Regions from separate parts of the Homo sapiens genome. Here region 2 is linked to region 1. A link is a contact called in ENCODE Hi-C or POLR2A ChIA-PET data. All regions are on one chromosome and are shown on one strand. The core of a region is the stretch at or near the end of the contact, and the rest is flanking DNA. Distances in the headings are between cores, read along the strand shown.

Region 1 (4,266 bases), core at 1,058-3,557:
TGCCTTCATACCCATGCACAAAACTACTGGCTACCACCTTCAGGTAATGCTAAGGTGGGAGGACAAGCAAAACCTACCAGGTAATTACCAGGTTGATCCTTCAAGTGCCATTTTTATTCAAGGGCATGGCACAAGTAATGCTGCTCACATCCTGTGGTTCCACTAACGATACTAAAGAGGTAAACCAAGTACAGAAGACGCAGCAAGAACAAGTGATTTTTAGGTTTAAGTGGGAAATTCCTGGTCTGTATTAAGCCACAGAGGATATCCAAATAGATACTTGCAAGGAGTTATTCATGAGGGTGAGGGAGGGATAAGGATTCTAAACTAGTGACGAAAAGGTCAATGCTTTTAATTTACTGGCAGGAAAGGTATAGTTGAAGGGATCTAATAGAACAAATTTCCTAGCCAACTATATTTTAAGGGCAAAGAAGGGGGGAAACGGGCAGCAACATTGATGGACTATTTGCATGTACCAGAAACTATGCATAGGACTTTAATATGTGATTTAACTGACCATGAACCAAATCTCCAGTGAGATTCACAGCTTTTAAGAACTACGGTATAAGATAATCGATAAGGCTAACATGGAAAAGTTGTAGCATATTAATATTTTGGTATTATATATTCCTCTATCACTAAAGAGGTAGGTTTTAACCTCAATCATTCCTCTTTGCCATTACAAATAGAGATGACAAATTAGAGTATCAAACAAACCACTGTATTTAATTTACATGTCAAGTATGAGATCCTATCACTTATGCCAAGTCAGGTACTTTAATGTGTTTATAAAATCATTACTATGAAAAGTAAAAGAAATGGATAATGTCCAGCATTTTGACTTATAGAAAACTTGCCCTGAATCTGCAACTTCTGAAGGGAAAATACTGTCACCATTGCTAATCTCACTTGAAGCTTCCACAGATTTTTTTGTTCCAAAAGGGAAGAAAAGTGAAATTAAATTTTGAATAAAGTTCATAAAGAAATGTAAAACATTTCTATTTTTCTTTTCAGTTCCCTCAACCCAAACAGAAACAGCTTCCTGCAATGGCTTAAGTCCATGTGTACATTACTGAATCATGACGGCCACAATGTAATTTTATAGGGTTATAATCACAACAGAAAACTTACATTCAGCAGTTTGTGTCACCTACAATATAATCTAAAAGACAGAAAGAAGTATTTACCAAATTACCTGCTACTGCTGTTATTCTTTTTGGATTTGTTCCTCCGTTTTAAGGCATCTCTGTCCTTGTTATTGTATGGTAACATGGAGGCATAACCATGTTCAGCTTCTAGAAAACAGGAGGATCCAGTTAATGAATGGGCCCAGAATATTTAATGCTCTCTCCTCTCTACAGTATTTCCTTTTTCCTTTATTTATCTTTAAAAGAATATTGTGGAAATAATTAAATGGAGTAAGGTGGAATTCTGAGAACAATGATTTAAAAAAAAATTGTGTGAATATCGTCAATTCGGAGCAGGTGTAAGGAGGATTCCAGCTGCTCATTGTTGAGAAAGACACAGTAGTGGCTAGGCTCACGCAGCCTGGGTTTCCCACTGGCTACATCCAGCAGGTTGGTGCGGGTTAAGTGGAACCAGCTCAGGCGAAGGTGCGGGGCAAGCACCGTGAGCCGGGGACCGGGAGGCGCTGCTCCTCTGCCCAGGAGACTGGGGCGCCGGGCCCACCTGGGGGCCGGCCGGGACCAGCCCGGGTGAGGTAAACCAGGGAGGCTATCGGAGGGGGCCCCGGCCACCCACTCGTGAAGGGCTGGGGAAGGGGCGGCGTTCGGGACCCCGGCGGGCGGCAGCCCCTTCTCCACCCCATTCATTGCTTTGGGGCAGCGGCGGCTTCCCTTCGGACCGCGCGTGGGGAGAGCCAGAGGGGTTGGGAGCGCTCGCGGTCTCCCCGCCTCCAACCACCCCCGGAGCGGCTGGGCGCCCGGACCTGAGGCCGGCCCCACAGGACCCCCGGCCTCGTTTCGAGTGGACCCCTCCCCGTCCCCGTGCACCTCTCTCCCGCCGCTCCAGATAGTCGGCCGCCTCCAGCAGCATCTGGATGTTCATCCGAACCGCCGCCGCCATTCTGCACCGGGGGCCGGAGCCACGGGACCAACCCCCACTGCCCACGGGCTCGCTGCCGCCGCCGGACCGCTGTGGAGCCCGCTATGGAGCCCGCTGTGGAGCCCGCTGTGGACCCCGCGGAGCAGGGCTGAGGGAGCCTCTCTGGCAACCACGCTCGACAAGAGAGGGAGGGGGCCAGTGAGCTGGGCACCGCCGACACAGTGACAGAACCCGGAGCAGAGCAGCAGCCGCCACCGCCGCGGAGTGTTTATCCCCGACTCACCATCTCCCCGCCCCCAGCCCCTTCTCTTGACAGGCCAGCTTCGGCCGCGTTCCTCATTGGGCCCCCCAAAGAATGCCCCGCCCCTACACTTGTGCGATTGGGAGAGGGCTTCAGGGCTCCACCCCGCAAAGTCCGCTCCTCTCGCTGGTTGGTCACACTTGACAAGGCCCGGGCTCCACCCCCTCTTTCCAACTGGTGACAGGATTCGCAACTCCGCCTCGTGCTCCTTCCTTGTTTCCCATTGGTTCTATACCAACAACCCGGGCCCCCTTTTGCTTTGTTAGTATTGGCCAAGAGCTGCAGAAGGCAAGCACCTCGCCGGTCTCCCATTGGTGAAGCCTTCGGAAACCTCCCAGCTACGATGATGTCACCTTTCTCCAGGCCAGGCGAGCCCTAAGTGGCTGATGGTCAGCAGCCTGGCTGCTCCTCACCGGGTCTGGCATTGGCTGGGAGGGCCGGTCCGGCGCTGGGCGGCGCTGATTCACCAGCCGCTGCGGAGCTCTGCTCCACCCGGCCTTGCCTCGGACCTGTTGCCAAGACCTGTCCCCGGGGAAAACTTCCGGGGACCTGCCAGGCGTCCATCGAATGGAAGGCTGGCACCTCGTGTCGCCTGGGCGCTCTGCCCCGCTTGGGTTCGGGGCCGGAGCCCTCGGTCTGGTGGCCGCGGCCCTGGAGGTTCTGGGCTTCGCGGAACTCGGGCTGGCGAGGGCCCAGCCTCGAATCCTCCCGAAGAGCGGTGCAGGCTAGTGGCCGGTGAGCCGGGAGCTAGGGCAGGCGCCACGTGGCTGCTGCGGGGCTTGAGAAGAAAAGCCGGCCGTTGTTAAATGCTCGCCGCTCGGCGTTTTTTCTGCCCTCAAGAAAGAGCTGGAATCGGGCTGCAGTATACAGCATTGAGCTCATGCGCCTTTTCCGCACCCCCCTCCACCCCCGGGAAGTGATGGAATAATTAATTACTTTCACGCGAGCGGCTTTTTAAAGCTCAGAGACTTCCTGAACCTACAGAATGGCATTAAACCCTAAGATTCTTTGCTTAAATCTCTTTTGGGGTTTTCCCCTCCCTTTTAATTCTAGATGAAAACACTCACAAGATTATTGTTTTTGTTTGTTTGTTTTGAAAGGGAGTTTTGCTCTTGTCGCCCAGGCTGGAGTGCAATGGCGCGATCTCGGCTCACTGCAACCTCCTTCTCCCGGGTTCAAGCGATTCTCCTGCCTCAACCTTCTGAGTAGCTGGGATTACAGGTGCCCACCACCACGCCCGGCTAATTTTTGTATTTTTAGTAGAGACGGGGTTTCACCATGTTGGCCAGGCTGGTCTCGAACTCTTGACCTCAGGTGATCCACCCACCTCAGCCTCCCAAAGTGCTGGGATTACAGGCGTGAGCCACCGCACCCGGCCAAGAATACTCTTTAAGACGTCTGCAAATTGTGTGTTTCCGCATGGGGTGGTACCAATATAAATGCTTAATAGAATGTTACGTATACAGAACTAAAAAGGTTAAAGATCGGTCCCTAAACCTATTAAAATTTTTGAAATGAAAGCTATCTGGCAAACCAAGCTACACTGCCAATGTACTGACAGACATCTCCAATTTTAAAAGTAGAAATAAAGTTCTTGGTAGGTTGAGTCCCCAAAATACAAATGAGTAAAGCATGAACATATTTCTTTTTTTAAAAGTTTATTATTGTTGCCAATATATAATAGCTTACTATGTGTAGGTATCCTACCTACATTATCTCTAATCCTCAATATAACCCCATGAGGTAGGTTGTGTTAATTACATTTTGCACGTGAAGAAACTGAGGCCCAGGGAGGCTAAATGATTTTCCCTGTCATGCATTCAGCTGCAGACATGGAAACTGAACCTATGTATGTCTCACCCAGAGCCCAAATTACCAATCCTCCTGTTGGTAGTTGTATA
Region 2 (4,266 bases), core at 889-3,388, 350 kb after region 1:
TTCTAGTCCATACTAGACTCTAACCTTCTGAAGGTCTGGTAAGGGTTTTTGTTGTTGCTGTCATTGTAGTTTTGTTGTTTTTTTAAAATTTTTTATTGGTATCCTTTATGGTACTCAGCAAACACATTGTATAACAAACACTTGAGAACCTGCTATGGAGCAGCCACTGTGCTGGGTGACAGAGATGCCACAGTGAATCAGTCATCGTCCCTGCCCTTGTGCAGTTTAGAGTGTACAGGGGAAGAAGGCATGCAACCAGGAATTACCCTATAAGTATTTAATTATATTCATGGTATGTCCTGGAGGGAAAGTAGAGGGTGCTGTGTATACCAAAGAACTTAATCATATGGGAGTGAGGGCCAGGGACCATCAGGAAAGGCTTAGCAAGGAAGTAACGTTTAGCCTGAAATCTGAAGGATGATTACTAGGAGTGGCTCAGGCCAAGAATGGGGTGAAAGGGCCAAAGGGAGAAGCATGTGCAAAGATCCTTAGGCAGATTGGAGCATAAGCAATGCTGAAGAAGAAAGAAGGCTCTTGTGGCTGGAACAGAGTGAGCACTGGAAGGTGGAGGTGTATGAGCTAGGTTGGAGAGAGACCACATCACTCTGGGAATTGCGGGCCTTGGTCAGTATTTGGAGTTTTATTCTAAGAGGGGTGAGAAGCCATTGCGAAGTTTCAAATGATATTAAGTTTCTGATGTCTTTCAGCATATCTCTCTACATTTGCCAGATAGCTAACTCTGTGGCAGCAGTACGGCAAAGGTGGGGGCGGGTAGCTTGTGGAAAGGCCCTTTCTTGGTTAGCCTTAGCTGATAGCCCAGGCCCAATGTGCTGTGGTTCTAGGTGCAGTAATCAAAAAGTCTCTGGTATATGTGAACCAACTTGATTTCTTAAACTCTTCCCTTTTGTTCCAGGCAAGTATTTTTCCTGGAAAATTAATTTTTGAGAGGAGGAGGGAGACTCTTGCCAAACCCCTAAAAAGAACCTCCTGAGCTGGAGATCCTCCCCAATCAATCATAACAGTCCTGGAGAGAAAGAACCAATAGCCAGGCCAGTGTGCCATGTTCAGCCTGGGCTGTGGCCTCGATTGGGTTCTGTTGATGTTTCTGTACCACCTCCACAACCACCACCGTTTGCCAGTCTCTGATTTTGTGCCCACAGCTTGAGTGGGGAGAGAGGGAGTTGAAAACCTCAAGTCATCCCCCATCTGGGTGTTCTATCTGCTTGGGGAAAGGACTGCTTTGACATGTTCTCCAGAAGGAGCTGGCACATGATGATTTTTAATTGAGGCAAGTGAGGAGAGATTGACATTAAAAAAACAAACCCCAAGCCCCCACTGAAATCAGTGTTGACACATGCTTTGCATTGACCTTTTCTCCTGGAAAAAGCTTTGCTGTGCTCCTTGCCATCTGTTCTAGAGTTTTGAAAACTTTTGTTCCTTCCGAAGCTTTTGGCAAAGTTGTCTTCAATGTAAGTTGTGGATGGGTGTTGATCAGCCTCTTGGGGGTCATTCCTTGTGGGAGCTCACAGATGCTGTGGATAGAGCACCCAAGTTCTCACCATGGAGAGGACACTCTCCCACTTGAATAGTGCACCCAGGTTCTCACTGTGGAGAGGACACTCTGCCACCTGAATAGTCCACCCAAGCTCTCACCATGGAGAGGACACACTCCCACCTGAACAGTGTACCCGAACTCTCACTGTGGAGAGGACACTCTGCCACCTGAATAGTCCACCCAAGCTCTCACCGTGGAGAGGACACTCTGCCACCTGCATAGTGTACGCAAGCTCTCACTGTGGAGAGGACACTCTGCCACCTGAATAGTGCACCCAGGTTCTAACTGTGGAGAGGACACTCTCCCACCTGAATAGTGCACCCAGGTTCTTACCGTGGAGAGGATACTCTGCCACCTGAATGGTACACCCAAGCTCTCACCATGGAGAGGACACTCTCCCACCTGATCAGCTAGACAGGCAGAGCTGTGGGCAGTCCCTCTTGCCTTTCACTGTGCCATTTCTCTTCTCCCTTCCCTGGGAGTGGAGGTGTTCCTGCATGATCTGCTGCTGCAGGGAGGGGACGGCAGCTTGAGAGGGGACACCAGTTGGCACCCTTGCAGTCTAGCCCTGGTCCGGCCACTAGGTGGCAGTACTAAGGAGGATGCTTAGGCTTTTCACTGTGTTTTAGTTTCCCAGTTGGTCAAGTGGAGGTTGTAGTACATGACCTGCTGACTTCACAGGCCCTTGTAAAGATGGAAGCAGGGCTGTCTGGTTCAGTCCTAGCTTAGAAATGTGTTTTCATTAAACTGCACAAGGTTTAAGAGATTTTTAAAAGTTTGTTGCCTGATTTTTAAATCAGGAGCTCTCACCTAAAGATCCAGCTGTTTTTAGCAGTCAAAAGACTTGACAACTCTTAGCCCACGTTCCTTCGTGACAGCAATTGGCTGGCATTGAGGAATGGCTGCCCCATGAGCAGGGGCATGAACTTTCTCAGGGCCACCGGCCCCACTCCTCCCTGTGATCTTCCTGACAGTGAGTCTGTGTCATCACACACCCTCCATACGTTTTGTTAAAGCTGGACTGTGTCACTCCTTTATGTGATCTCCCTGGCTCTTCAGGCATTTGGGTTTGTGCTCTTGATCTCGAGAAGATATTCCAGATTTAGAATTTTATGATAAGTAATGTATCATACAAATACAAAGTGGTTTTTGCAGGGAGGTGGGGGTGGAAGGGAAAGGCAGGAACACCTTCTGTGTGCTAGGTGCTTTGCTTATCATTTGATCATCCCCAAAGCTTTGAGGTAGGAGTGGGGGTGGGGAGGATATTGTGAGTTGGTGCACAGTCCTGATTGAAGGACTATGACCTAGGGGCTGGTTGATACAATCACGTGGTCAGATAGCCTGCATGTCAGAAGAAGGGCTTTAGCATGAAGTGAAAGCCCTTGGCAGGTAAGAGGACAGCCTCAGGGAAATTGTAGCTTACCTGAGCCAGGATTCGAACTTAACCTGTTGGGCTCTAAAGGAATACTACATGTCTCAAGGTGAAGCGGGGCATAGCTCCTTCCCTAAAAGCTGCCTGTACACATCTACACCTTCGGTAGGCATGTAAGTGAGGGCTATTTGCATGACTTGTAGTGGTGTAGTCTTTTTGTCTTTATAAAATACTTATACCTAGAGCTGTAGAATATTTGGGGGGTAAATTTTTCTCTCCTTTGTAGCAGAATTGCTCCTTTTTTTTTTTCTAGCCTTTCTCCAAAATTACACAGCTAAAAGTAGAGCTACTTTGAAGGTGAGGAGGAAGCAGTATACAGAGCCCTACCCTTGTAAGGGAGGGAGGTCAGTTTTTCCTCGTGCAGCCACTGAAGTACCTTCTGTAATCCTAGGGCTTGGAGGAACCCAGTTTAAATAGTAGCACTCATTTAGTCTTAATTTCTTTTCTTTTCTTTTTTCTTTTTTCTTTTTTTTTTGAGATGGAGTCTCACTCTGTCACTCAGGCTGGAGTGCAGTGGCGTGATCTCGGCTCACTGAAACCTCCGACCCCCTGATTCAAGCAATTCTCCTGCCTCAGCCTTCCGAGTAGCTGGGATTACAGGCATGCGCCACCACACCCAGCTAATTTTTGTATTTTTAGTAGAGACAGGGTTTCACCATGTTAGCTAGGACGGTCTCAATCTCCTGACCTCGTGATCCACCTGCCTCGGCCTCCCAAAGTGCTGGGATTACAGGCGTGAGCCACCGCGCCTGGCCTAATTTAGTCTTAATTTCTGCCCATGAGGAAATGAAGGCCAGAGAGATCCAGCAACTTGTTCAGTGTTCATTTACGTCTCCTGGATGAAACCCACTTTAACTGAATTATCTGTCTGATTCCTTAGAAAAGCTTCAGAACACTATTATTTTATGCTTGTTTTCTGCTTTAAGTAAGCAGCATCTGTTGAGTTTCACCTTATTTTAAAAGAGAAACAAAGAGTTTGTAGGGCAGAAAATTGGAAAACGAAGAGCAGAAAATGGGCCTGGATGCGGTTTTTCTTCATTTGGTATCCTCCAGCTCTTTTGGCTTGTGTCATCTTTCCATCTCAGACAAGTGGACTTCATTCCCAAAAGTGTATATAGGACTTATGTTAGGAGTGCAGTTTCCTTTTACCTGCAAGAAATAAACAGTTGGTGATTTCAGTGCCTAGAATCTAGGCCTGATTTTAAAATATCCAGCAAACCTCTTTGGCAGCAAACCCAGAAACCCTGTCTCAGCACCATGATGGGCTTCTTTGTCTCAT

Evidence for each region. Hi-C counts contacts between places; a loop is a spot of excess contacts on that map. ChIA-PET counts read pairs that join two places held with the same protein, here RNA polymerase II (POLR2A). Pooled maps may share reads with other maps.
Region 2: a map of K562 shows a loop between it and region 1 (5-fold over the local background). The contact joins the enhancer-like site here to the promoter of MXD1 in region 1. A Hi-C loop is called at or near these places in 1 of 168 maps with a recorded cell type or tissue (K562), 1 of 37 single-sample maps with no recorded cell type and 2 of 50 pooled maps. POLR2A ChIA-PET finds 5 or more read pairs at or near these places in 2 of 52 experiments (PC-9 and activated CD4-positive, alpha-beta T cell).

Annotation. Positions count from the first base shown.
Region 1 is chr2:69,913,150-69,917,415 of GRCh38, reverse strand. MXD1 (MAX dimerization protein 1) reads right to left here and starts at 2,307. Exons shown (of 6, transcript NM_002357.4): 1 at 2,013-2,307; 2 at 1,196-1,295. The coding sequence starts at 2,085. RefSeq lists a silencer at 1,704-1,933 and enhancers at 2,584-2,783, 2,884-2,993, 2,476-3,081, 3,094-3,143.
Region 2 is chr2:69,563,388-69,567,653 of GRCh38, reverse strand. The region is part of intron 2 of AAK1 (AP2 associated kinase 1); the gene reads left to right. Among named protein-coding and RNA genes, the nearest start is that of SNORA36C, 45 kb to the right of the region's middle. Within about 2 kb of position 2,138, at least 5 of the 41 ENCODE cell types and tissues checked have a DNase peak (open chromatin) inside an H3K27ac peak, as active enhancers do.